3 separate regions of the Homo sapiens genome follow, and all the other regions are linked to region 1. Evidence: chromatin loops called from intact Hi-C (ENCODE). Cell type or tissue: gastrocnemius medialis. All regions are shown on one strand. Each heading gives the region's core, and the rest is flanking DNA. Links, peaks and the distances in the headings are about the cores only. Region 1 has its middle 95 kb from the start of NPNT. Region 2 overlaps GSTCD (glutathione S-transferase C-terminal domain containing). Region 3 holds the start of NPNT (nephronectin).

The links. A loop is a pair of places that touch in the nucleus more often than their neighbours do. Peaks named below come from ENCODE experiments on the same cell type or tissue, not always from the same donor. Only the 100,000 strongest peaks of a DNase experiment are listed, where the experiment ranks them.
Region 2: a loop joins it to region 1, with 4 times the contacts of the local background. A loop is called at or near these places in 2 of 110 quality-filtered maps.
Region 3: a loop joins it to region 1, with 2.2 times the contacts of the local background. A loop is called at or near these places in 2 of 110 quality-filtered maps.

What each region holds. Positions count from the first base shown.
Region 1 is chr4:105,986,602-105,995,106 of GRCh38, reverse strand. No RefSeq gene overlaps it. Among named protein-coding and RNA genes, the nearest start is that of NPNT, 95 kb to the right of the region's middle. In gastrocnemius medialis, for the core only: no CTCF peak of the experiment used is centred there; a DNase peak (open chromatin) is centred at 3,956; H3K27ac peaks cover 2,684 bases.
Region 2 is chr4:105,761,690-105,770,194 of GRCh38, reverse strand. All of the region lies in intron 5 of GSTCD (glutathione S-transferase C-terminal domain containing), which reads right to left. Among named protein-coding and RNA genes, the nearest start is that of GSTCD, 57 kb to the right of the region's middle. In gastrocnemius medialis, for the core only: no CTCF peak of the experiment used is centred there; a DNase peak (open chromatin) is centred at 3,974; H3K4me3 peaks cover 265 bases; H3K27ac peaks cover 322 bases.
Region 3 is chr4:105,890,466-105,898,970 of GRCh38, reverse strand. NPNT (nephronectin) reads right to left here and starts at 3,500. Exons shown (of 12, transcript NM_001033047.3): 1 at 3,248-3,500; 2 at 970-1,070. The coding sequence starts at 3,318. RefSeq lists silencers at 2,345-2,639, 2,878-3,087, 3,248-3,817, 4,742-4,791. In gastrocnemius medialis, for the core only: a CTCF peak has its summit at 3,263; no DNase peak of the experiment used is centred there; H3K4me3 peaks cover 2,173 bases; H3K27me3 peaks cover 398 bases.

The DNA.
Region 1 (8,505 bases), core at 415-8,414:
TGACATTTTTTTACTGCTGCAGACAACCAGCCATGCTGCATGAGCCACTGTGCAGTATTCAGGTGTGAGTGGGTTGCTTCAGCTTTCTCCTGGAGGACTCATTCTGCAGGAAGGCTGTTGTGCTATAAAAGATGTGTTTCACTCTTACTGAAGTGACAGAAGCTAGGAACTCAAAAGCGAGCTGCAGTCAGAGCCATCTGAAAAAAGTCAGACTTGGGGGCTCTTGCCAGGACCAGAGCCCAGTCAATCTATGTCCCACAGGACGCACCTTGGCAGCATCTTCTTCAATACATAATAATCGTATGTGTGTAATATTGTCACAGAGGTATATTAGAAAAAAAGAGAGAGAACATCTCAGAGAGAGAAGCAGTATAATCATGGTGAAGAGCTTAGAAATGGAAGCTGAATGGCTCAGCAGCTAGTCCAATCCATGGCAGGAATTCACTAGAGGCCATGTTCGTACCTGGGCTCTGGAGTCAGTCAGTTTCACAGGTCACTAACTGTGTGACCTTGGGCAACTTACTTAACCTCTCTGGCCCCAAACTTTCTCCTCTATAAAATCGTAAGAAGAATAATCCTTATTCTTAGTGCATCTTGCTACACTTCAGCTGGCTCCTATGTAAACAAGTGAGTGAATGTTTTAAATAGCAGTTATTAATTGCCCTGTGGATGGATATAAGAGAGGTGGTATTATTCCTGTGACATTGAAAAACATTGGGAGGTGAACAAAGTTGACTGAAACTTGCACAATGTAACAATTTGGAGATGAACCCAAACCTGCTCACTCCCCGTGCCTATGAACTGGTTGCTGTGCTGTTTCCGGGAGGACGGGCTGTATCCTGAGGACATAACGCTTGTTGGACGTGACCCAGGACTGGCAGAAGTAAACTGACAGTATCTGTTTATAATCATCTCACCATTTCATGCTTCATTAATAACCACGTTTTCCACTCTAAGAGTGTGGAAGTCAGAAGAATCAGCCCCTGTGTGAAGCAAAACCTTTCCTTAGGAAATTTTTCAATTATCAGGAGAAATGCTCCCAGACTCTGGATCTATTTCCATTGCAGGAGGGTCTTCTCTTCACCTATGAAGATAACTACACATTCTAAACAAAGCCCTGAAATGTGGCCAGTCTTGTAGAATACATAGTTTGGGTTTGATTTCTGGTTACATCCTCCCTATGTGACTTTGGACAAGTTATTCAAACTCTCTGAGCATTAGTTCATTTCCTCATCTATAGAAGAGGTGTGGACAATAATACCTTGCAGCGTGGTCGTGGGAATAAGTTTGATGAAAAGTATTTCACTTGATTCCTGGCACATAGGATTCGTAAGTGGTGGCTTTATTTGTTGAAGCCACCTTTGTTACTGGAATTTTGGAATTTGGGCTCAGAAAACTATATTTTAAACCTAAAAAGTAAATAAATTAATTGATAGTAAATGTACTGTCAATTAAATATGTATTTAAACTGAAAAGTATTTAGTATTGTTGCTTTAAAAGTATCAGCTTGTCAGGGTGCCCAGGTATTGTTTTGAAATATGGTTGATGGGTTGCTGGTCAACAAGACATAAATGCTCATGGAAAACATGGTTCAAGGAACCAATCACAGGATTTCTAAGAGGAGACAATCCTAAGGAGTGCATTTGAATGTTCTGTCCATGTGACCCCACGGTCCGCCAGCCATTCTGATTACTGTGCTTTAAAATGGTGCTGTCTGTATGTAGGCGCAGCTGCCTTTTGCAGTAATGGTGCTGACATAACAATCAGCAAAGCAGCATGTGGGTTATCGGGAAGAGTGTGAACTTCCGAGCCCACCTGCTGCTTACTAACTAGTACCTTAGTGACTCTGACCAAGCTGTTTAAACTCTCCAGGTCTTAGTTTTCTCATCAATAGAATGAGCAAAATGATATTTCTCCATAAAATTGTTGTGAAACTTAAATAAGACAATGTGCCAACTGCTTGGCCCATAGGGAGCACTCAATAAACAGTTATTTGTGTGCTTTTGTGGTTTTCTAATTTTCACTGGTTCTTGGCATGTGTTGGGTTCATTGGCTTTGTCTCTGTATTACATTTTCTAGATTCAAAGAACATGAAAAATGTCTAAACTCTTTCCCAAAACTGTGTCTTGTCCTATTGGTTAATTAATAATTTTAGTTTGGATGCCAGAGGTTTATGCTCTTTAGGAATCTGAGTCCTGTTGTCCCAGATGGGGTTTGAATTCCCCATGCCTTCTGACTCACAGGTATTCTAAGATTCTCCTGCTTCAAAGGTGAACGGTCATGGTCTTTTAACCACTAACCAGTGAGTTTCTTTTTCCTAGGCCTCTTTCTTGAAGTGGATTCAAGAATGTGCCTCATGAGGCCATTTCCACATACATGGCTTCCTTCATCCTAGAGAATCCCCAGTTCTTTCCTGGGCTGATCTGTGTATATCTAGGTGAGATGACTGGACATGCCCATTTGTTTGTTCCCCAAATGATCGCACTATGAAAACAGAGGATAAAAACCCAAACGCTGCTCTTTCATTTCCAAACTAGCTGTAGGAATGAATTTTCATTGTATGTTGATCCTGTTGCTCTGAAAATAGCAGGTATATTTTATACATGATATAGGTGTGCTATGTGTCATAAGTGCTAGACATTCAAAGAGCTAGGTGTTTGGAGTCAAACTGTAGTGTATGTGTTGGAATACATACACATATGTGTGTATTACAAATATATGAACATTAGCCAACCTAAATGAGCCACAAGTAATAATAATAGTTATTACTATTATTAATGGTACATTACTATTGTTATTACAAATATAATTCCATTTATTATTAATCTTAATAATACTGCTAATAAGAAAAATGGCTTCCTATTTATTGAATGCCTCTTGTGGCTAGGTGCTATGTTAAGTGCTATACAAATGTTACACTCCTCAAATGGATCTGCACATAAACCCTGAGAGGAAGTATTGCATTTCTTATTTAGGAAAAAGAAACAGAGTCAGAGAGGCTGACTAATTTGCCCAAGGTTACAGTTGGCAATTGGCAGAGCTGACCGTTAATGGGTTGTGGGGAAAAGCCTGTGATAAAGTAGATAACGAGAGGCCTCTTGGGCCCATGAGCCAGGAGGACATGAAGAAGGATGGGGATGAGGTACCATCAGGCAGAGTCAGTGCCAGTAGGGGCAGTGTCAGCCCCTGCAGCTGCTTCTCCCTCACTCTACCCGATACACCCCGAGGCAAACACAGTTCTACAGAAGAACGGACTGGACCAGAGAGACAGAGTTCAAACTGTAGGTTCTGCAGGAGTGCGGCCGCTGCTCGAGATGACACTGTCATGGCAACAGGGCCCAGTTATTCTACTGATGCTCTGGGAGCTTATAGTGGCCTCACAGAAGTCGTGAGACACATATATCATTTCCTTTGGGTGTGGGGCATTCTGTTCAATAAGCTTGCTCCCATCACCAAAAGGAAATGTCACCAAAAGGATATAGACTCACCTTTCCTTCTCTGCTTGCACAAGAATATTACCTTTGCTGAGCTAAAACCGAGGCAAATGCTAACAGGAGGTTGGAGGGGAGTTCTTTTTGATGCGCACTTTGGGTGGAGCAGGATGTTTTAGATTCTGTGTAGATAATCAGTTCTCTACATCAGGCCACTGGACATCTAGGTTCCTTTTCCGTCTTTTTAATGGAATCTTTGAGTTCCAATATAGAAAGTGGTCACCTTACTGAAGTCTGAGTTGGTCAAAGTCATGACTCTTAATTTCGAGTATATGACAAGTTAGGGACACGGTTTTGCTCCTACCTCAAATACACTGGAGACCACAGCACTGAAGCTGAGTCAGCTCTGGCTCCCTCAGGGATCATGACCAGCTGTCCTTTTCTGTCAGCCTGACTCACTGGGGATGTCCACCTTTTGATTCTCTCATGCTGTGCCCTGGATACTCACCAGGCCTGTTTTAGCAGGTTTCACAGGCCTGGCGTCCTGCCCAGAGTCTCCACCAGAGCTTTGGCCTAGCTCCTGTGCTTGGCTGAAAGCAGGAAGAACTAAACTTGGCCTGGTGGCCCACATCCCAAGTGCCCTCATTTCACAGGACATCCGGCTCTTTGTCTGCCTTCCTGATCAGGCCCCATGAAGTTGCTCACAAGCTCTGCTGCCCACAAAACCCCCACTTGCTTCCCTCAGGTTTTCTTCCCTGTGAGGGAAAAGGGAGAGGAGAGCCAGCTCGATGCTCGTTATTAGCATTTAAGGACATTAATTCATAGCACCCATCTCTCCTCTGGATAAGGAATAAACTGAAAAAGACACAGTCAGAGACCAAAATGCCAGTTGTATCACTGCTAAAGCAAGATTGCAAAGGCCTGGACCTTTACCCAAGATGGGTAAAGGCATCATATCATTTCCTTTGGCCCTGGGGCATCCTGTTCAATAAGCTTGCTCCCAGCCCACCCTTGACCCAAGAGACGTTCTTAGCCAGAATAGCTGGATGATTACAGAACTTCACCACCCTCCCCCTTCCAGGGGCAAAGTCTTTTCTGAGGGTTTACAAGATGGAGGAAACCATGAGACTGCATAGGGCTGAGAGAGCCAGAAGGAAGGCTCAATTAGCCTCACTCAGTTGGGACTCATAGACCAAGAGTGTGACCTGATACCTGGACATCTCACCCAAGAGAGGAGAGAGAATGCAGCAACTTCCCTGATCCTTCAGGGAAGGTAGAAGTTCTGAAAATCATGAGCTGGTGGGAATCCAGGGAAAGGGGAAACAGCACTCACCACCCTTCCCCATTCTGAACTCTCATCTCTATACACATGTAAGAGTTGTAAGAACAAGCAACCAATGGGAAGACTAGGGGCAAATGAGAATGGCAAGGAAGAGAAAATAGGCAGGGAACAGGGGTGTAAGGTTAGAAGGAAACATTAGAAATAGGAAATATATTGAAAGGTAAGTTAGAGACTGAAGTATCCATTATCTTGTTGACATTTTTTTAAATGACTAAACATTATGCACTCTGACCAAAACACACTTAGGTTATAGAAGGAGTAAAAGAGGGGAATGGCTGGCATTCTTAAGTCACAACTACTCACTCAGAAATATACATTTTATGAGGTTTGTTGAGACTAGAATTTTTTTAAATGACTAATACTTGTTTATTGGAACAGTTAAGGGTTTCATTGGATATAAACTAAGATCGCATCTTCATTATTTGATTTGTTCAGGTTTTAAATTAACCAAATAACTACATTAATCCAGTTTTCAATAAGGCATTTTTCATCTCCTTTGAAAATGCTGGGAGTTTAGAGGTGGCATTGCCAGGTCAAAGGGAAATCTTACACTTGGGACAAAATAGCCAGTGACCTCATATCAGGAGTTGCCAACCACTCCCTCTAATGGGAGGATTTCCTTCATGCCCGAGGAAATCACAGGTTTTCTATAGCAGAACAGGAGGGTGGGAATCAAGCCAGTATTTAACAGTGAGTCTTAAAAGGCCTTTCCAGGGGTGTCCTAACAAGGCCACACAAACTTTGGAGCAAAAAAGAACTTGTTTAGGACAGCTGGCTAATCTTCTTGGATTAATCAAGTTGGAACCAACTTGACAAGATACAGACTTGTTAAGAATACCAGTGCACACTTGACCAAACCCCCCATTAATGCTATTTTTAAAAATACCTTGAGACTTAACATTTTAATAAAAATAACTTGGTATTCTTTGCATAGGAGTGTGACTCATTTAAGGAGAAAATTTACGGCAGCCAGTTCCTCAGTGATATCATAAAAATATGAATAGAGGGACATTTGCTTTTGGATATAGGGTAAAAGCGAGCACATCAAAGTGGAAACAGTATCTTGCAAAGTATTCCTCCCAGGATTCTCATAGCCCTGTGAAAATGCGTCATATACAGAGAAAGTTTCTCATGATTTTAGAGGAGTTAGAGGAAGGATTCTAAGTTGTTGACTCCCATTCGGATACTTCAAACACAGATCATATTTAAGAATATTTTAGGGCAGAACAGAAGATACTTTTTTATATACAAATCAGATGTATTTAAATGGACCATTGTATGACATGTACATGACTATATGCATATGCCATGTATGATTTTAGAACCCATCTTGCTGGGGTCTTTTCTTTACTGGCACTGAGGAAACAAGTGGTCCTGTTGGGGAATCCGATGTGGCAAGGAACTGTGGGAGACTTCAAGGAGTTGAGGGCAGCCTCCGGCCAGCAAGAAAATGAGTCAGATGCAAGGAATTGAATTATGCCAACAACTGCCTGAACTTGCATGTGGATCCTTCCACAGTTGAGTCTTGGATGAGGCCACAGCCCTGGCTGATACCTTGATTACAGCCTTGGAAGATGCTGAAGCAGAGAATCTACTGACACCATGCCCACCCAGACTCTTAACTCACAGAAACCATGAGATAATAAATGTGTGTTATTTTAAACTGCTGTTTGTGGAAATATTGTTAGGTAGCAATAGAAAACTAATGTAAGCAATCTCCTATAGTGGATTTCAAATATAGGGTATTCAGTCACTGGTCTCAGAGGCTATCTATAAGGAAATCCATGAAGGAATCAAATGAGTAGATGATGGTGTAAATATCTAAAATTACAGTTAGAATAATGCCCATGTCAAACTCAAACAAGTACCTATTCACCACATAGACTGTAGCAACGTTGGGCATTTAGAAGGCCTTCATGGGCTTGGAGAAAAGCATACCTTGGAGATACAGAACTCTCTATTCCTTAAAGGCCAGAACAATAGAGTCTCTACAATATGTTCTCATCAAGCTATCAAGTGATATTGGAAAAAGTCCATTTCCCACATACTTCTTATTAGACCAAAAAGATACCTTTAAAAATTAGCCATAATGCAAATGTAGAAACAGTAGTTACATCTTTCTCATTTCTTAAAATAAAGAACAGACTTCTTAAAAACTGAGGCTCAGAAATAACCCAGGGACAGAAAGATAAATATCACATGTTCTCACTCATATGTGGGAGCTAAAAAACAAATTTGAGGCCATGAACAGTGAGAGTAGAATTGTGGGTATTAGAAGCTGAGCACTTTGGGAGGCTGAGGTGGGCAGATCATGAGGTCACGAGTTCGAGACCAGCCTGACCAACATGGTGAAACCCCGTCTCTACTAAAAATACAAAAAAATTAGCCGGACATGGTGGTGCACACCTGTAATCCCAGCTACTCAGGCAGCTGAGGCAAGAGAATCGCTTGAACCTGGGAGGCAGAGGTTGCAATGAGCTGAGATCATGCCACTGCACTCCAGCCTGGCTGACAGAGTGAGACTCCATCTCAAAAAAAAAAAGAAGCTGGGAAGGGTACGGAGCGAGGAGGATGGGCAGAGTTTGGTTAATACAAAATTGCAGCTGGGTAGGAGAAGTGAGCTCTGGTGTTCTGCAGTACTGGAGGGTAAACTATAATTTATTGTATAGCCTCAAAAAGCTAGAAGAGAGAATTTTTGAATGCTCACAAGACAAAGTAACGATAAATGTTTCAGGTGATGGCTATGCTAATTACCCTGATTTGATCATTACACATTGTATACACATATTGAAATACCATTCTGTATCCCATAAATATGTACAAATATATTCAACTAAAAAGAAAAAGAAAAAAATTATTTAAAAAACTCCAGAACTTCAAAGGTTGTGTTTTTTTCTTATTATTTGTCAGCAACTAAAATGATGGGGGTGAAGAAGTTCAACAGAGAAGAGAAAACTGCTTAAGGTGCAAATTTCTTTACCCTATTTTGTATCTGCTTCTCAAGCATGCCTTTTCCAGGTTAGTGTGCTGCCAGAGCAGGAGGTCCTTTGGAACAATCCAATACAACTGAGAACAGCTGTGAACAGTGCAGCCCATGGCAATGACAGAGAGACACACAAGCCCAAGAGACCTGAATCCCTCACTCCTCTGTGGGAGAACAAATAGTCACATTTTTTTCCTAACCTGAGAGTAGATGTATTACAGAACTTGGCTGCATTCGACGACATGATTGTATATCTAGAAAACCCCATTGTCTCAGCCCAAAATCTCCTTAAGCTGATAAGCAACTTCAGCAAAGTCTCAGGATACAAAATCAATGTACAAAAATCACAAGCATTCTTATACACCAACAACAGACAAACAGAGAGCCAAATCATGAGTGAACTCCCATTCACAATTGCTTCAAAGAGAATAAAATACCTAGGAATCCAACTTACAAGGGATGTGAAGGACCTCTTCAAGGAGAACTACAAACCACTGCTCAAGGAAATAAAAGAGGATACAAACAAATGGAAGAACATTCCATGCTCATGGGTAGGAAGAATCAATATCATGAAAATGGCCATACTGCCCAAGGTAATTTACAGATTCAATGCCATCCCCATCAAGCTACCAATGACTTTCTTCACAGAATTGGAAAAAACTACTTTCAAGTTCATATGGAACCAAAAAAGAGCCCGCATCGCCAAGTCAATCCTAAGCCAAAAGAACAAAGCTGGAGGCATCACACTA
Region 2 (8,505 bases), core at 156-8,155, 220 kb after region 1:
TGAGTTTCATATTTAATTCAGTTTGCCGCTATGTGGTTAAGTCAAAACGGACTTTCAAAGCAAGCTTTTTCTTCTGCCAATCTGTCAAATCATGTTAGGATATAGATGATGTGTATAAGCAAACAAATAAAATCTGGGCCGGGTGTGGTGGTTCACACCTGTAATCCTAGCATTTTGGGAGGCTGAGGTGGGAGGATTGCTTAAACTCAGGAATTGGGAGACCAGCCTGCAAAACGTAACAATATTGTATCTCTATTCAAAATTTTTTTAAAAATTAGGCAGGCATGGTGGTGGGCCTGTAGTCCCACCTACTCAGGAGGCTGAGGTGAGAGGATCACTTCAGCCCAGGAGATTGAGGCTGCAGTGAGCTATAAATGTGCCATTGCATTCCAGCCTGGGTGACAGAGTGAGGCCTTGTCTCAAAAATAAATAAAATAAAATCTGTATTCTGATTGTAAAGGTAACATATACACAAAAAATCAGGGGTAAAAAATGTGGAATACCAAAAAACAAATAAACAAATTAAATAATCTATTATAAACTATACCAGCCAGGAAAGCTATTATTACAAATTTTGCTTGCAAAATTGATACAAATTCTGGAGATTCTAGGAAGAGAAAACAGCAATTGCAAAGGTGCAGAGGAAGGAAATCATGAGACATTCAATAATCTAAAAATAGAAACTTGGAATAAAAACCTGGGGAGGACAGGGAAATAGTAAAAGATGAAGCTTCAGTTGATCATAAACCACATCTTCCAGCTGTAGATCCATAAAATGTGGTTACCATGGGTAGGTTAATTTTATCCATGGTTTACTAGCTGCTTCCTTTATCAGCAAACTGTCACTGGTTCATGAAGACTGCCCCTCTGCAGACCTAGCCTTATGATGGCTTTATCCTCTTGGCAGGAAAGGAAAAGTGGTGTGTGTGTGTGTGTGTGTGTGTGTGTGTGTGTGTGTGTGCGCGCGTGTATAGTATATTTTTAAAAATAACTTCTTATTTTCTCTAATTAAATAGAAATGATTGAAAATAAAATATTATTTAATGAAATTTGTAAGTGGATTATTAGTCAGTATAAATTTTTGTATGTTTTTACTAAATGTAAAATAATTTTCTCATTTAAATTAAAACATTTTAGAAAATAAATGTAGTTTCATACTTTGATTCTTTGTTCTATACTTGTTTTATTGAATGGTTTATATGAGAATAATATATTCTATATTCTATAAAATAGTGAATAGCTTATGTCACTTGTTGAATAGCTTATATCTCTTATTCTTATATTATTTTCACATAATCTATCCTATAAAAATCATACTTTTATTTTTTGTTCCATACTTGTTTTATAGAATAGATTATATGAGAATAATATAAATCCTGAATAATTTTCCCAAGGGAAGAATAAATCATAAATAACACCTTATGACAGCTAGAAGTAGGAAATAAATCTTAAATTAACCACGTTAACATTTAAGTAAAAATCAGCATATTTTACCCAACTATATTATATATATTGAATGCTAATTAAATAATTATTGTGAGTTTAACTTAAAGTATGCAGTCTAATGATTTCAAAGGAAGGAAATTAAAGCATTTAAAGGAGCTAAATTAAGCTTTTTATTGTTGCAAACCTCAAATATATAAAAGATGTTTTATTTTTCTTACAAAACTAAGATAGTCTCCTGTGTTAGTGAATATGTAAGAAAATAAAACAATAGGCCTGATTATCTCTAAGGTCCTTTCAAATTCTAAAGGAAAATTTTTAAACCTATAGACTGCTAAGAACTAATTTTCAAAACAACAAAGCAGTAATTCATACTATGTATAAAAACACATAGGCACAGATTTAAGAATATAAAAATTATTGGCCGGGCGCGATGACTTACGCCTGTAAGCCTAGCACTTTGGGAGGCTGAGGCGGGCGGATCACGAGGTCAGGAGATCGAGACCATCCTGGCCAACATGGTGAAACCCCGTCTCTACTAAAAAATACAAAAAAAATTAGCCGGGCGTGGTGGTGGGCGCCTGTAGTCCCAGCTACTCTGAGCAGGAGAATGGCGGGAACCCGGCAGGTGGAGCTTGCAGTGAGCCGAGATCGCGCCACTGCACTCCACCCTGGGAGACAGGGAGAGACTCCGTCTCAAAAAAAAAAAAAAATTTTTTTTTTACACTATTTCTTCTCAAAATATTTTTATTTGTGGAACAAAATGTTTTTAAGTTAAAAGAAAAAGGCAAAAAACTAGAATTCTTTCATGAAAAAAAACACATCATTTTCTCAAGATGACACTTCGAGAAATTAAGTGCTTGTTTTTTGAAAGACTGACCCTCCCTAACCCCAAACCCCAGTTCTAAGGGCACAGAGAAGAAAAAGACAAAAGAAGCTATTATTGTGAATTGTAAGGGAACCAGTCAGGCTGGTTTAGGAAATGGACTTCAGGGATCTTTCAATATAGTTCATTCTAGTCCACCACCCAGGCTACAGGGCTGAAGGAGAGACACAGGCTTATAGTTTTTGTTTTTTTCAATATGAGAGTCCATGTTAAACGGTTTTCTGTCTTCTTAGATCCACAGTCTTAGCAAACTTGTTAGAAGAATATGCAAAAATGTAAATAAGCTATTTACAAAAGAAAATGTGCCACTTGTCAATAAATTTGTGAAAAATATACTCAATATCCTAATAAAACCTAATAAAACCTAATAAAACCATTGAAAACCAGTTACCATAACTCACCAACTAAATGAAGCAACAAGATTTTTTTAATGAAACGATTCTAATGTAGATAAAAGTCAGTAAAATTGGTTGTTTAAATTAAGTTTAACCTTAAGTTTACTCCTTACATATTTTATGTTTGACCTAAAGGTTTCTCCATACATAGTGAACTGTAACCTAACTGGATGTATAAATAGACTGTAACTTACTCTTATAACAAGTAGCCAAGTCTCAGCCAATCATTGCATCCGAGTTTCAGCCAATCACATGCGGTCAACTGTTCAAACCCTATTCAAATAAAGCAAACACCCAGCTGTAACCAATCTAGCTGTTTCTGTTCCTCACTTCCATTTTCTGCACATCACCTTCTTTTTTCTGTCCATCCATAAGCTTAACTGACCATGTGACAGCCAGGAATCACTCTCAACATATTCTGTTCTGGGGGCGACTCAATTCATGAATCATTCTTTGCTCAGTTAAACTCTGGCAATTCAATTGTCCAAAGCTTTTCTTCTAACTTATCATACTTATATACTGGAACACTGGAAAAATGCTATAGAAAAGCAATCTGGTAAAAAAAAAAAAAAAAAAAAAAAAAGAGTCAAAAACCTATTCATGCTTTTGGGACACTAATCCATCTTCTGAGTATAACTTTTAAAATAATAAAACAGTATAGGAGAAACTATCTTTCCATGAATATAGTCAACGTCAGAGTAATTTATAACAGCAAAATGTCAAATGCAACCTCAATGTTCCATTAGAAGGAAACAGATAAATTAAGGCACATATATTCAATGAAAACATGAGAGAGAAAGGCATATTCTAAAAGCCTAAAACTCATATCCTATGATCTATGAACATGAGTGTAATTTACAAGGGTGAATTTTTACGTGGGTATTATGACAAAAATAGAATTAATTAAATAAGAAAAAAAACCAGATGACTCTAAGTATCTATGCCAATCATTTGCTTAGATTAGTTGGTCTTAGATCCAATCCCTGCCTCTCCCTGGTTCTATTCTATATAGCGGGGAACTACATTTTTCTGTTTCCCCTGGTCTCTGGGCTTCCAGTAGTTTTGACCAATGAAGGCTATTAGTAAAAGGATGGAAGGTAGGAGCAAGGGAGAAGTCACATTCTTTCTTCTCTCTTCTCTTTGTTTCCCATAGTGTCTCCAGCAGCAGCTCCATCTCATTTGTGACTAAAGCTTATCTAGACAGTCCTCTCTGTGGTTCCAGCTTTTGCCACATGACCTCAGCTCCTGGGTTTCAGTAACACTGCCTCCAGCCAGCAGCTTCCTGCTGTTACCATTCTCTGGGATGAGTCACCATTCCTGGTTTGGCTTCTAGAGCTTTCATCACCTATATCATTTAATATCCCGTATTAAATTATCCCTGTTTGAAGTATTTAGAATGGTTCCTATTTTCTGAAAGGACCCTGAATGCTAGAGTATCTCCAATTAATGTAAAAGGGACTGTATTAATCTGTTCTCACGCTGCTACAAAGAACTGTCCAAGGCTGGGTAATTTATAAAGTAAAGAGGTTTAATTGACTCACAGTTCCGCATGGCTGGGGAGGCCTCAGGAAACTTACAATCCTGGCGGAAGGGGAAGCAAACACGTCTTTCTTCACATGGTGGCAGGAGAGACAAGTGCAGAGTGAAGCAGGGAAAGCCCCTTATAAAACCATCAGATCTCATGAGAACTCATTCACTATCATGAGAACAGCATGGGGGAACCAGCCCCATGATCTAATCACCTCCCACAAGGTCCCTCCCGCAACATGTGGGGATTACAGTTTGGATTACAATTCAAGATGAGATTTGGGTGGGGACACAGAGCCAGGCCATATCAGGGACAAAGATCATTGATGACAAATACATTCAGATACTTGTTGAATAGCTTATATCACTGTGCATATGCACCTGATTTTCATGGGAAATTGGCTTTCAAGGAGCCCAACCTCAACAATGTAGCAATCTCCTAGATCTCTTAGTTGCGCTGTTTCAAGATTTGAAAGAAACTGGTGCACCTCTAAATGAAGGGTTACACTTTCTAGAGAGTTTTCTTCCAGTCATTGAGTGCTTGAGAGTGGTCAACAACAAACAGCAAAACTCTGTGCTAAAAATATGTTTAAATGTTAAATTCTAGGGGAGTTATTAGGAATGCACATACAGCAACATTGCTACCTTGAGACAATACTGATCAAATGAGTTTTACCTAGCAAGCAGTTTTTCAAATTTTTGGTGTTAACTCATGAGTCAATTTAGTGGGTCATGACTATTATTAATTAAATTAATGGGATTAAATTTATTAAATTTAAAAATAAATGAGAACAGAATATGAGAAAAATACCAAGGTGCAATGCTTTTAAGAGGGTAAGATTCATAATATAAACTCTTTTTTCTGTTATACAGTACATGTGCATGTGTGATTGTGGGTGCATGTGAATTGAGTTGTAATGAAAAATCTATATCTATATGCAGATCAAGGTAAAAAAAATTTTGAAAGCCATCATACTAGTACTTTGCCTAAACTTAAAGATATAAAGTGAATACAAAACACCTCGAAGTTTTCTCTAAGTGAGGTAAGTTAAAGAAAAATGTCTTTATTTGTTGCACAATGCTAGTTTGTTGAACATAAAAAATAAAAGAATATGATCAGCAGAACCTGGCAGATTACCCACAATCACTGATGCTAATTGTTAGGAACTGAATGTGTCCCCCAAAAATTATGTTAAAAGCCTAACCTCCAACATGACTATATTTGAAGACAGGACCTTTACGGAGGTAATTAGGGTTACATGAGGTCATAAGTGTGGGGCCTTAATTTGACAGGACTGGTGTCCTTATAAGAGAAAGAGACATAAGGAGTGTGTGCACACAGAGGAAAAGCTGTGTGAGGACACAGCAATATGGTGGCCATCTGCAAGCCAAGAGAAGCCTCGCCAGAAAGCATCCCTGCTGGCACCCTGATCATGGACTTCTAGCTTCCAGAAATGTGAAAAACTTAATTTCTATTGTTAAAACCACCCAGTCTGTGGTCTTTTGTTATGGCAGCCTGAGAGGAGTAATTATCCCACATCTTTCTCTAAATCTGTTGCAGCCACTCATAAACGAACAAATTCTTACAGAGTTTAAAATAAGTATGGGCAACTGGAGAGATGTAGTATAAATTAGCATTTATATAAGACTACTCTTAGTATATCTGAGTTGGATATATAACAACATAAAATACATCACAAATCATTTAATTTCTGATAAATATTTTTTCTATAAAACTTGTTCACTTTTTTGCTAATATAAAGCATATATATAACTAAATACATTATTAGGTGATCAGTTGATATTATACGTGTAATTTAGAGGTACACTGTTAAACTTTTGATGTGACTTTCTGTCCTATTTTTTTAATTATAGCCACCCCTCTTTAATTTTTATCACTGCTAAAGAAAAAGATTAACTACTGAAATGTTAGGAAATATGTATAAGAAAGAATACAAACAAATCCAAACAATGATTCTGAAACTAAACTTTTTTTTTTGTGACCAATAATAATTCTAAGGTGACTTTAGAAGTGACCCTTCAAATTGATGGGTTACAACTACCTCTGGGGAAAAATCAAATTATTACTAAACATGTATTTTTTGATTCAATGTAAAAGCAATATAAAAACCTTGGAATGGTTTGATGAGAGAAACGTGTTCAGAAAACTCAAAAGAGTACAAATTTGATTCCAAACTTTAATGTAACATAACTCTGTATACCTCAGACATAATAGTTTAGATTTCTAAAAATACCAGAATAACTGTGTTATGTTTATAATTACTCCTTTGGTACTAAAATAAGATACATGATATAGTAAAACATTAAAAAATGGTATGTAAACTGTTGCTTGTGGACACATAAGGGCAGCATAGTGTAAATGGTGGTTAAGACAGTCTGGATCCAGAGGCTATGCTTTTAAATCAACTCTGCGTTTTACTAGTTGTGGGACCTTGTGCAAATAACCTAATTTCTCTATACTTCAGTTCTTTACCTGTGCAATGGGATGACAGCAGTTCATATATCATTGGGTTGTTAATGTGTGCTCTAGGAGTCAATATTAAGATAATGTTTTCCACACACTAAACACTTTGTAAATGTTAAAGACAGACATATATAAAGGCTGAGAAGAAAAATGCTTAACTCATATCCTTAAGTATAGTTATTTCCTTTGCCTTTTTACTTATTTCTGCTTTGCTTCATCCTTATAGAGATATCTTTCATGGTGGAAATATGAAATAATAAAGGGGTTCATAACAGACAAATTTCTAGGAGGATACTAATATCCTCTGCACTCTTAAATTCTGATCTACTTATGTGAAATTTCCAAGTTGATGAGCCATTTACAATAAAAAGAGAAACTGTGACAGCTTTCATATGGTACAAAAACATTTTGATGTTGGTTCCTAATGTGTGTCTTGTTTATTAGGTAAATGAGGGAGATATCATGCTAGGTATTCAATAGGTACAGTTATTCTTAAGCTACTTATCTCTAAAATATATTTTTTAAGTGAGATACATTGTGCTTGTCTGGGGAGAATTAAGTCTCTTCAAATTGAAAGCAGCTGGACTAACTGACCTTTCAAAATCTAAATTTATTTTATTCAGAAACATGTAGGAAAGAGTGAAATGAACACCATCCCCCAAAAGATATTATACTCAAGAATAAAACTATTCAGGGAAATTCAAACTACCTTATCTGAAAGAAAAGCATGAATCAATTTAAAACTGAGAATCAACTTTTAAAAGCTTATGTGGGTCTGTAAATAAAAGAAGCAAAAAGTTCATCAATAGAAACCAGTCACTGTAAATAGCAACCTGGAGCTCTGAAATGTCAATTTCACACTGCACTAAGCATATCCCACCAAACATGACCAATCTGCCGTTTGGAAAAATATCAACACCTGCTACTACATTCCTTGAAGTAGTAATAGGTCAGACACATGAACCAGGTCAGGTACAAAACTGCATCCACTTAGACCTATCTACCCAGGAATCATTTTCCATTTATTTTAAGTGTTTATCACTTTTAAATCAGATGTGTTAATTAACCCAGAACAAATAACTGACTCCAAATAAACTATAGTTTTGTTTGATATAATTAAATGCTAAGAATATCCTTACAAAGCTTTGGGGAGAAACTAAATGAGTTAGAATATATTCATTTAGGATTTCAGGCTGATGACCAAAATATATAACCTATTATTATAATCTGCCACTCATATGCCTCCTTCAGTTAGGGTGCCCACCATACGGCTGACAGCCCCAATCTGAATCATTTATTAGGTATAAAAATTATGCAAAGGAAGACTGACTATTTTCCATATGAGAAGTTCCTTTGGGAAAACACTTGAAATCTGGCCTGAGGGACTGAGGATTCACACACTTCCAATTTGACAACAAAGCCAAAGAATGTGTTGCTGTGTCACTCAAAACACCTAGGGAATTTTCTCCCTTCGGGAGAGTTGAGGTGGGGAGACCCACCAATATCCAGTCCCTCCCTGAGAAGAGTAAATGAGGGATGTCAGTAATGAGCAAATAAAAAGCAGCTCTAGAAATAGAATTTTCAAATTCAAGCAGATTTTATTGAGGATGACAAGCTACACAGACACAAAAATGTGGCTTCGATTTAAGGCACAGAAAGGTTAATGAGCCCTTGACAACTACAGATAATTTTCTCTGTTTTTTGTTAAGTTTCTTTCCATAGTATATCCCTATATTACTACATCCCAGAAGTAAATAGCAATACAAGCC
Region 3 (8,505 bases), core at 255-8,254, 96 kb after region 1:
CTCATTAGCAATAAAATATATATCCCAATGTAGAACCCAACTTAGTTCCCATCATCTTACCAGAAGTGCCCCCTACCCCCGCCCCAAGCACTCTAAGGGTGCTCTGGAAAGGTACTTGATCATTTGAAGACTATTTTTTTGCAGTAGGAGTGAGATACAATTTTAAGATCGCGATAAAATGCTGGGGACAAATTTCCTAAATTTCTCAAACTCTTTTGATGTAGCTCTAAATTTTACCATTAAAATATCCATTTGTGGTCACAGAAAAGGTGAAAATCAGCTTTCTGATTTGGTACTTATTACATGAGGTTGGTTACTTATAGAACTTACAAATAATGTTGTTTCAGTGGCTTTGTTTCATTATACTGGGTGGTCCATTTAAAACACTGTCAATACAACCCCAGTCCAAAAAAGGATTTACAAATGGGCCACTTTACACAACAGCTATGGTGAGGATTATATAAGTACTCTAAGGTTCAGAGTTTATTTTGTGTAAATACGGTCTAGACTCATTATCTTATCCCCAGTGTAAATACGGTCTAGACTCATTATCTTATCCCCATCTCCCAGCCTGGAGCAAGCGAGTCAGCGAGAGAGAGAGAGAGAGAGAGAGAGAGAGAGAGAGAGAGAGAGAGAGAGAGACAGAGAGAGAGAGAGACAGAGAGAGAGAGAGAGAGAGAAATAAACCTGGTAAGAAAACAGGAAGGAGATGCAGATTTGGGGGGAAAAATGCTAAAAGAAACATTTAAGGTGGCTCTCTGTGAATGACAAAGCTGGGCCGTAATACAGGTGGCTAAAGCTGAAAAGAAGCAGAATAAGGAGTCTGGACTGTACCTGAAAATCCCCAAGTCAGACCTGCAAGGCCAAGCCTTGCTCAGTAATGAACCCTCTGATATGTGGGGTGAAGCCATGAACAAGGTGGAAAGCCACACCTCCCAGGGAACTGAAGTCCCCAGGCTTGATACTCACGCTGACACTGTCCCCAAGACTGGCGAGCCCAGCCCCAGCAGCAGTCAATCCTCCCACCATAACGACATAGGCCAATCGATGACACTATTTGCCTGGGCCACCTACCAAAAAAAAAGATTCAAAATAAATAAGGACACTTTTGAGAAGAAAGGTAATTTCCTCTGTATTATTACTTCAGAAAAAATGTCAACCACACCCAACAATTTTCTACAAACTCTTTTATGCCTGCAGAAATTTAAGGTTAAAACACCTTCACAGAAATAGTTCTGCTATGATCTAATGTCAAATTTCAGACAGTTAAATACCCCATCCCCCAACACACAAGGGTAGGAGAAAAAACGGGAGGGAAAGATGCTTTCTTAAGTAGAAATAGCACCAGCTAACACCAACAATTCTCAAGGCTGCCACTCACAGGATAGTTTCTGAAGCTTGAAATAAAACAGATTCCTCAAAGACCCACACCTGTTACTGGGGTGAAAGCCAGGTTTGACTGATTCACCATAAACTGAAAAGTATTAAGTAAGACATGTCAAAGCAGAAAAAATTTCTGCCTCATATAAAAGGTGGATGGGGGAAGGAGCAGAAAGGTTTCTCAAAAATCAAGTGTAACAGAGCTCTTTTTGAGACATAACTGTGGCAGAAACAAAAAAAACAAAAAAGTACTAGAAAAAAGTCTAAATAAAACCAAGGAGAGTTTAAAGTGTAGCTGATATCTCAAGTATCCTTGTGGTTTGAAACGTGCTTAGATCAACAATTCATAGTATTTTCCTCTCTAATGTAAATAATGCCTAAAGAAAGTAATTTCAGGATACAGATTTATCCACCTGATTACACGTTGACACATTATTTGCTAAATTGTTTCCTTGTTTAGAGTCACACCTAAATGACTTTTTTCCTCTGGGTATCAACATTTTAATTTGCTGTTTTAGACATCTTTTTAAAGTTACAAAAAGCTATATGCATTCACATCATATGCATATCTTGTGATGGGTTTCTTGTTGCAAATATGTGTGCAAGAAATGCATAACATACCCAAATGTGAGCACAGAATTGCTTTTAAAAATAAAATAAAAAGGTCTACACTCTGGCTGCTATCACGTTTTCTTAAAGTCTCCTTATCTTTTTCAATTCCCCTTTTCTTTTACCTGCCTTTCTACCCCCAGGCCCAAAGTACAAAATAACCCCGAACTTTCTATTTCCTCCGACCAGGTAGTGAACAAGCAGCTGTGCTTTTTCTTGGCGCTCCACTGGTTCCCCTCCGTTCGCCTCCGGGTACAAGAAAGCGAATCAATTGTGGAATTGATTCGTTCCAAGATTAAAGGTAAAACAGGTGCGGCATCTTTCTTTAGGACTAGGCAGGGACCTACACGGAGGGGTGGGGGCAGAGGTCGCTGAAGGAAGGCGACCGGGCGACGGTGTGCGCCAGAGTAAAACCTCTTTTCGCAGCAGCCATCTGCACCCGGGACGAGCCTAGTCTGTAATTGCACAGAGGTGAGGGGGACCGAGCACACCCTCCCGACAGACCCAGTGTCTCTCACACACCGGAGCGGCCCCGGAGCGCGGGAGGACCGGCTGAGTGACAGCGGAGACGCGGCCCGAGGTTGTTGGAACCTGTCACAGCACGCCGCCGTCAGGCTCGCCCGAGTCTGAGGAGCGGCGCAGTGTGTGCGCTCTCACACACACATCCACACACTCATGCTCACATTCACGGAGCGCCCACCCTCCGGTCCTCATTTTGAGTCTCCTTCCCTCAAGAAAACCAAATGGAGAGGCCCACAAATCTCCCCCGTAGCCCAGTCGCTGACTCGCACCCACTCTCTGTGTGAGCGGCCCCGAGAGCCCTGAGCAGAGCCCGGGCCTCCCCCCGGGGGCCTGGAAGCTTCCCCAGTGAAGAGCCGTCTAGTTCAGGCGCGGGAGTTTCCCGGGTAAGGGATGTTTCGCGCGTCACCTCGGCGTAGGTGGCTAAACCGCGCCCTCAGAGCCGAGATCCCAGGCTCCAGCGGCTCCTCTCCCTCAGTCCTAATTCCCGAGCCGGGGCGAGTCGCCCTCGGGGGGCCGCGGATGGGGTCCCAGACTCGCAAGGGCGCGCCCTCTCCGCCTCGGGCGGGCACTCGGAGCCGCTGGACCGCTCTCCTCGCGCCACGCTGTGCGGTGGCCCAACTTCTGGATGGAGGAGACGCCTCTCTGACCACGAAACCCCGCGGGGAAAAGTGACCCAAGACAGTGAGTGTGAAATTAGCGCGGGAAGGAGGAGAGGGCGCCCCGGGGCCCAGCTCACCTCCCGTCGAACTCGGCGGCCGCCTGCAGGTAGAGCGAGGATACCAGCACCAGCGCCAGGAGAAAATCCATGTTGGGCAGCGGGTCCTGGGGCGCAGCGCAGTGGCGCGCGAGGAACAGGTTGGGGTGGTGGGCGCCGATGGGAGGCGCCCCTCTGAGAGTCTCGAGGAACCCCCAGCCCTCGCCGCCCGGGCTACTGCTGCCGCTCCCGGAGGACAGCGGCGAGGCGCGCGGCCGGAGCAGGTCTGCTGCGCGGCGCCCGGAGCCCCCTCCCGCTCCCTTCTAGCTAGGGGAGGCGCTGCAGGGGTAGCTGCACCGCCCGCGGGGAGGGGCGCCAGGGGCGGGCAGGGGGTGCGCGTGCGCCCGACTCGCCGCCCTCCCAGCCCCGGGCGAAGGGTGAGCGCGCTCCGCTCCTCCCGGGGGCCCAGCGGGGCAGGCAACTCGGGGGCAGGGGCGCTGCGGGACGGCAGTGGCTCTTGGGGGTTAGCCAAGCAGGGCGAGCCCCAGCCTGGGAGAAAAGTTGCAAACCCTCTCTGGGAGAGGGAAAGCAGGGTGCCCAGCAGGAAAGGGGAGTGGAGGAGGAAAGGAGCCCGAGGCGTAGGTGCACGCTCCGCAGGTTCCGCCCGAACAGGTGGTGACTGCAGGGGCGAGCAGTAGCTTTCACCGGAGGGCGGAGAAGCCCTAGAGCAGAGAGGTTTATGGGGCTGGAGCTGAGCAGTGTCTGCATTTACTAAAACCACAGCACGACTTGGACAAATTAGCGAAGGCAAACTCTGGGAGTTTGCTTTTCCCGCAGAGTTGGCAAAGGCATATTTTTTATTTTGTAACTAACCAAAAGAAATATTTGGCTCTCCAGTCGGGTTTTGAAGAAGAAATGAGCAGACTGTTTCTGTCTCTATCAGCTCAACTCCCGAGCACATTAGGACAGGACTGCCCCTCTAGGGATGAGTGCCTGCCAGAGAGGAAGGGCTGCTACTGCCTAGTAGTGTTGTGGTGCCTGATCTTGAGGGGATCACTTAGAAACCATTTTAAGTAATCATTGTTCAGTTGTTGCAGAGTAAAAAGTATTGTACTAAATGACTGTGTTCAAATGAAAACATGATTATCCTAAGATGTACATGAGCCCAATCAAGTCACCCCTCTTCCCAACCTTACCTCGAATGACAGCCTTGTGCAGTGATCATCTGTCATCTCCCGTACCTCTCAATGTCCTCATTTCTCTTCCTCCAGTCCATGGCCTCCTTGCCTTTCTTGCATGTTCCAGGCATGCCCCTGCCTTGGGGCCAGTAACTGGCTGTTTTCTCTATCTGGACCCAAATATCTACATGGCTCACACCCTCACTTCCTTCAGTCTTTGCTCAAATGTCACCTCTTCCAGGAGGCCAATCATGATCATCCTATTTAAAACTGCAACTTGCCCTCTGCAAATATCTACATGGCACACGCCCTCACTTCCTTCAGTCTTTGCTCAAATGTCACACCTCTTTGAAGAGGCCAGTCATGACCATCCTATTTAAACCTCTAACTTGCCCTCCTTCTGATGATCCTTGGCCTGTCCTACTTTGTCTTTTCTCCATACCACTCATCTTTTATATTACTATATAACTTGCATATTTTTTGTTTGTATGTTTTCTTTCCGCTAGAATGCAAGCTGTACAAAGGCAGGTATCTTTATCACCTAGAACACTGCCTGGCACATAGTAGGTGCTCATAAATGTTTATTCAATTCATTTGCTACATTACAAACGTTTTCCCCCCATCTTCATTTTCTTTTTGAGGTTTCTACAACTTCAAATTTTTAATGGAAAGTTCTGTGGTAGGGTGATTCACTATCCTGATCATTCAGTGTGTGTAAAAACAGGAATTTTCTTCAAGGAAAGGAAAAATAATGGTTTCAACTTAAATGGCTCTTTGATTTCTAAGTTGTTTTCAGTTAGCAAAACAAGTTTCTATTTTAATCTCAAGAAAGATCCATGCCAATTCAGGCTTGGGACATTATTTTAGGCAAACAGCTTGGTGTCATCCATTTCAGGTCCTTCTAATGAAGTCCAAAAATGTAGGAGTCAAAATATTTTTTCTGCAGAAAATCAAATTTTTGTAAGTGTAGGCATGGTTCCAGGTTCCAGTGGCTACTCCTTAGCTGTTTTTGTTTGTTGGTTGGTTAGTTGGTGCCTGGGTTAGATTTACAAATAAACCTCACTGTGTGCAATGGATGATTAGAGAGAAAGGGGGTAATATACGGCTAAAAAACTGGAGATCTAAGGAAAAGACGAAGAGTGGTGGATGAAAACAGGATAAATAACTGGAGGGAAAAGTGTAATGCCCCATCTACATGCGTCTTTCTTTTGTTTTCCATATATTTGCTTTGGCCTAGAAAACACTCCTTCTTCATTTAAATTTAGCCTCCTCTTCATTCCTCTTCCTTCTTCATTTGGACAATCTCCCCTTACCCTTTGAGTTTAAATTTAGCCGACAGTCCCCCAGGAAGCCTTTTCTGACTTTTTGATTGGCTGAGACTAGTGTTTTATATACTTCTATTACACTTAGCATGCTCTAAGGTAGCTCTTAATGTATTGTGTTGTCATTGCCTCCCTACCACTCTGGGTCCCGTGAGACATTAGTCTAACCAATAGAAGGGCCAGGGCAGTGTCTGTCTTGTCACTATATCCCTTATCCCCAGCACAATGCCTGGCACAAAGCTTAAGTTCAGCAAAGATTAAACAGATGGATTGGATTAAATTGAATTCTGCCTGTGAACTTTAGCTTCTCCCTTCAGTAAAATGTAGCTAATTATATCAGTCTTTGTTAAATCATGGAATAAGGAGAATCTAAAGGATTTCCAAGGTCTAACTGGTTATTATGCTGCAACTATGACCACCAATGATCATTCCGAAAAAGAGGCAGAGTTGCCATGGGAGTGACATTTCATTATCTCAGTCTTAAAAACAAATGAGCAAGAATGAGATCAAAACAGCTAGCTTTTAGCAATAACTACTTTTTCAGGAGGACAAACTTTTGATAGGCTTCTTACCAGGTAATGACACCTTGCAGGTAGTAATCTCAATTTTCTCGTGCACAAATAATTTTCTGTGACCATTCATAATGTGATACAGATAAATAGCAAAACAGAATCAAACAAACACAACTTCAGACCTTTCAAATTTAGAAGCTCATAGTCTTTTTTCTTTTCAGTAAATATTTATTAAGGACCTATAATGTATTGGCCATTTCTAGCTAGGTGCTAGGATTTCAGCTAAGGACAAGACAAAGTCCTGCCCTGAAAGGGTTTACATTCCAGTGGGGGAGCAATACAGAAGGACTATGTAGAGAAAAAAGGAGTAAGGAGAGGATAAAGGGAGGTTACGGTTGTAGAAAATGATGGAGGTGTGATTGTAGATGGAGTGCTTTGGTCACCTTTGGGGAAGTAACATTTGAGCAGAGACTGAATGAAGTGAGGGAGAGAGCCACGTGAGGGTGTGGGATGCAGCCCATGTCCACGCAGACAGTAGAGCGGTGTGTTTTCTCTATCAAGCTCTGAAATGACTTCTCATAGTTGGTGTCATACAAACCATTAAACAAGATATTGCTCCCTCTCTTCCCACACCCCATACACAGTAGTGGCACAGGCATAGGATGACTGCTTTTAAAAGCTCCTATTAAGATAAAGATACACATAGCTTCTTGTTCACAGCAATTTTGACTCACAGCTGAGCAAGAATTATGGAGACTCTCTGTTCTGGCAGTGCAGAAAGTGCCTTGGTTAGACATTTGGGATACTCTGCTTCTCTTAGAGGAACTACCTTGTCCATAATTTTCCATAGCCATATCAGAAGTGACTGTTACAGAAAATGCCTTCCTAGGGGGCTGCATATCATTCACAACCCCTTTTCTGCTGATAAAAATTTGAAGGCTTGAGTATTGCTTTAAGGAGCTAACAGATTCATGGTTTCTGTGGCAACTAGATTTCCTTAAAACCGTAATAGGCTTCTGATCTAATTGCTTCCAGTCAGTTGCTTGTGGAAATAACAGCAAAGTCTTTTCTAGTCCTAGTTCTGAAGGCTGCTCTATTTCTTTGCTTCCTTGTATCCATACTTTACTTTCTCATCTTAATGGAGGGCCACCTTGAGGCTAGCTGAAATAATAGTGTTGCTTAGGAGGGCGATACCTTACTCTGATCCTTGCCACAAGGCTTGGATCCCTGCATTTTTATTAATGTTTGGGTCACAAAAACAGCTGTCTTCTTCAGCCCTGAGAGGCCCTTAATTTCTGGACATTCTCACTTCCTTCCATTTCTGCTTGCAAAGCAGCCAGTTCTTGCCTGAGTTCATCTTTCTTATGATACCTTACTTAAATCAACAAAGAACAGTGAAGTACGCTAACATTCTCATTTTTACAACTATATTCCTTTGACTTGGATATGTGATGTGCCTTCCAAGTTATTATAGATAACAATTTTATGAAATAGCATAAGCATCACCAGCTTTCTAGCCTACACAGAGCAGCTATAGTTATGCCTTGTAAAACCACAGTCCAACTGAATAATCCCTCCAATGACTTCCCATCATAAACAGAGCAAAAAAACTCTTTGCTCTGCCCCCCTACCTATATCTTTAATTGCAAATTTGCCTGACCATTAAGAAAATGCAGGGTTTTAAATTAAGAAAGCATCTTTTCTGGTACCAATTTCTATGTCAGTTAAGGTGAAAGGTTAAAATGCTACAACAAAGAGCCCCAAAATATAATGACTTTCAAAAGATAGAAATTATTTCTTCACCATGTAACAGTCTGAAGAGAGTGTATCAGGTTGGTGGACAGCTCTGTTCCATGAGGTCTTTCAGGTCCCAGCCTGACAGTGACTCTCTCACCTTCACAGTCACTCTAATAGTTACCATTCTAGCTAGTGAGATGGAGGAAAAGGAAGTATGGAGGAGGCACAATTGTTCTTGTAAGGACTAGAGCCAGGAAATAGCACCTATTAATGCTGTTCCCTTTCACTGGAAAGAACTAGATCAGATAGTCACATGCAATTGCAAGGGAGACTGGAAAATATAGCCTAGTCATTAACTCAACCTTCTATCACTATGGAAGAAGGAAGAGCAGAATTTAGAGAGCAACTAATAGTCACCACCACAGACTATTATGTGAAGTTATACTTCAGACAAGTGAAGTGTAAGATGTCTTATAGACATTCAAGTGGAGAAGTCAAATAGGCAGTATGCTGCACAACTCTGCAACTCGGAGAGCCTAGGGCTCAAGATG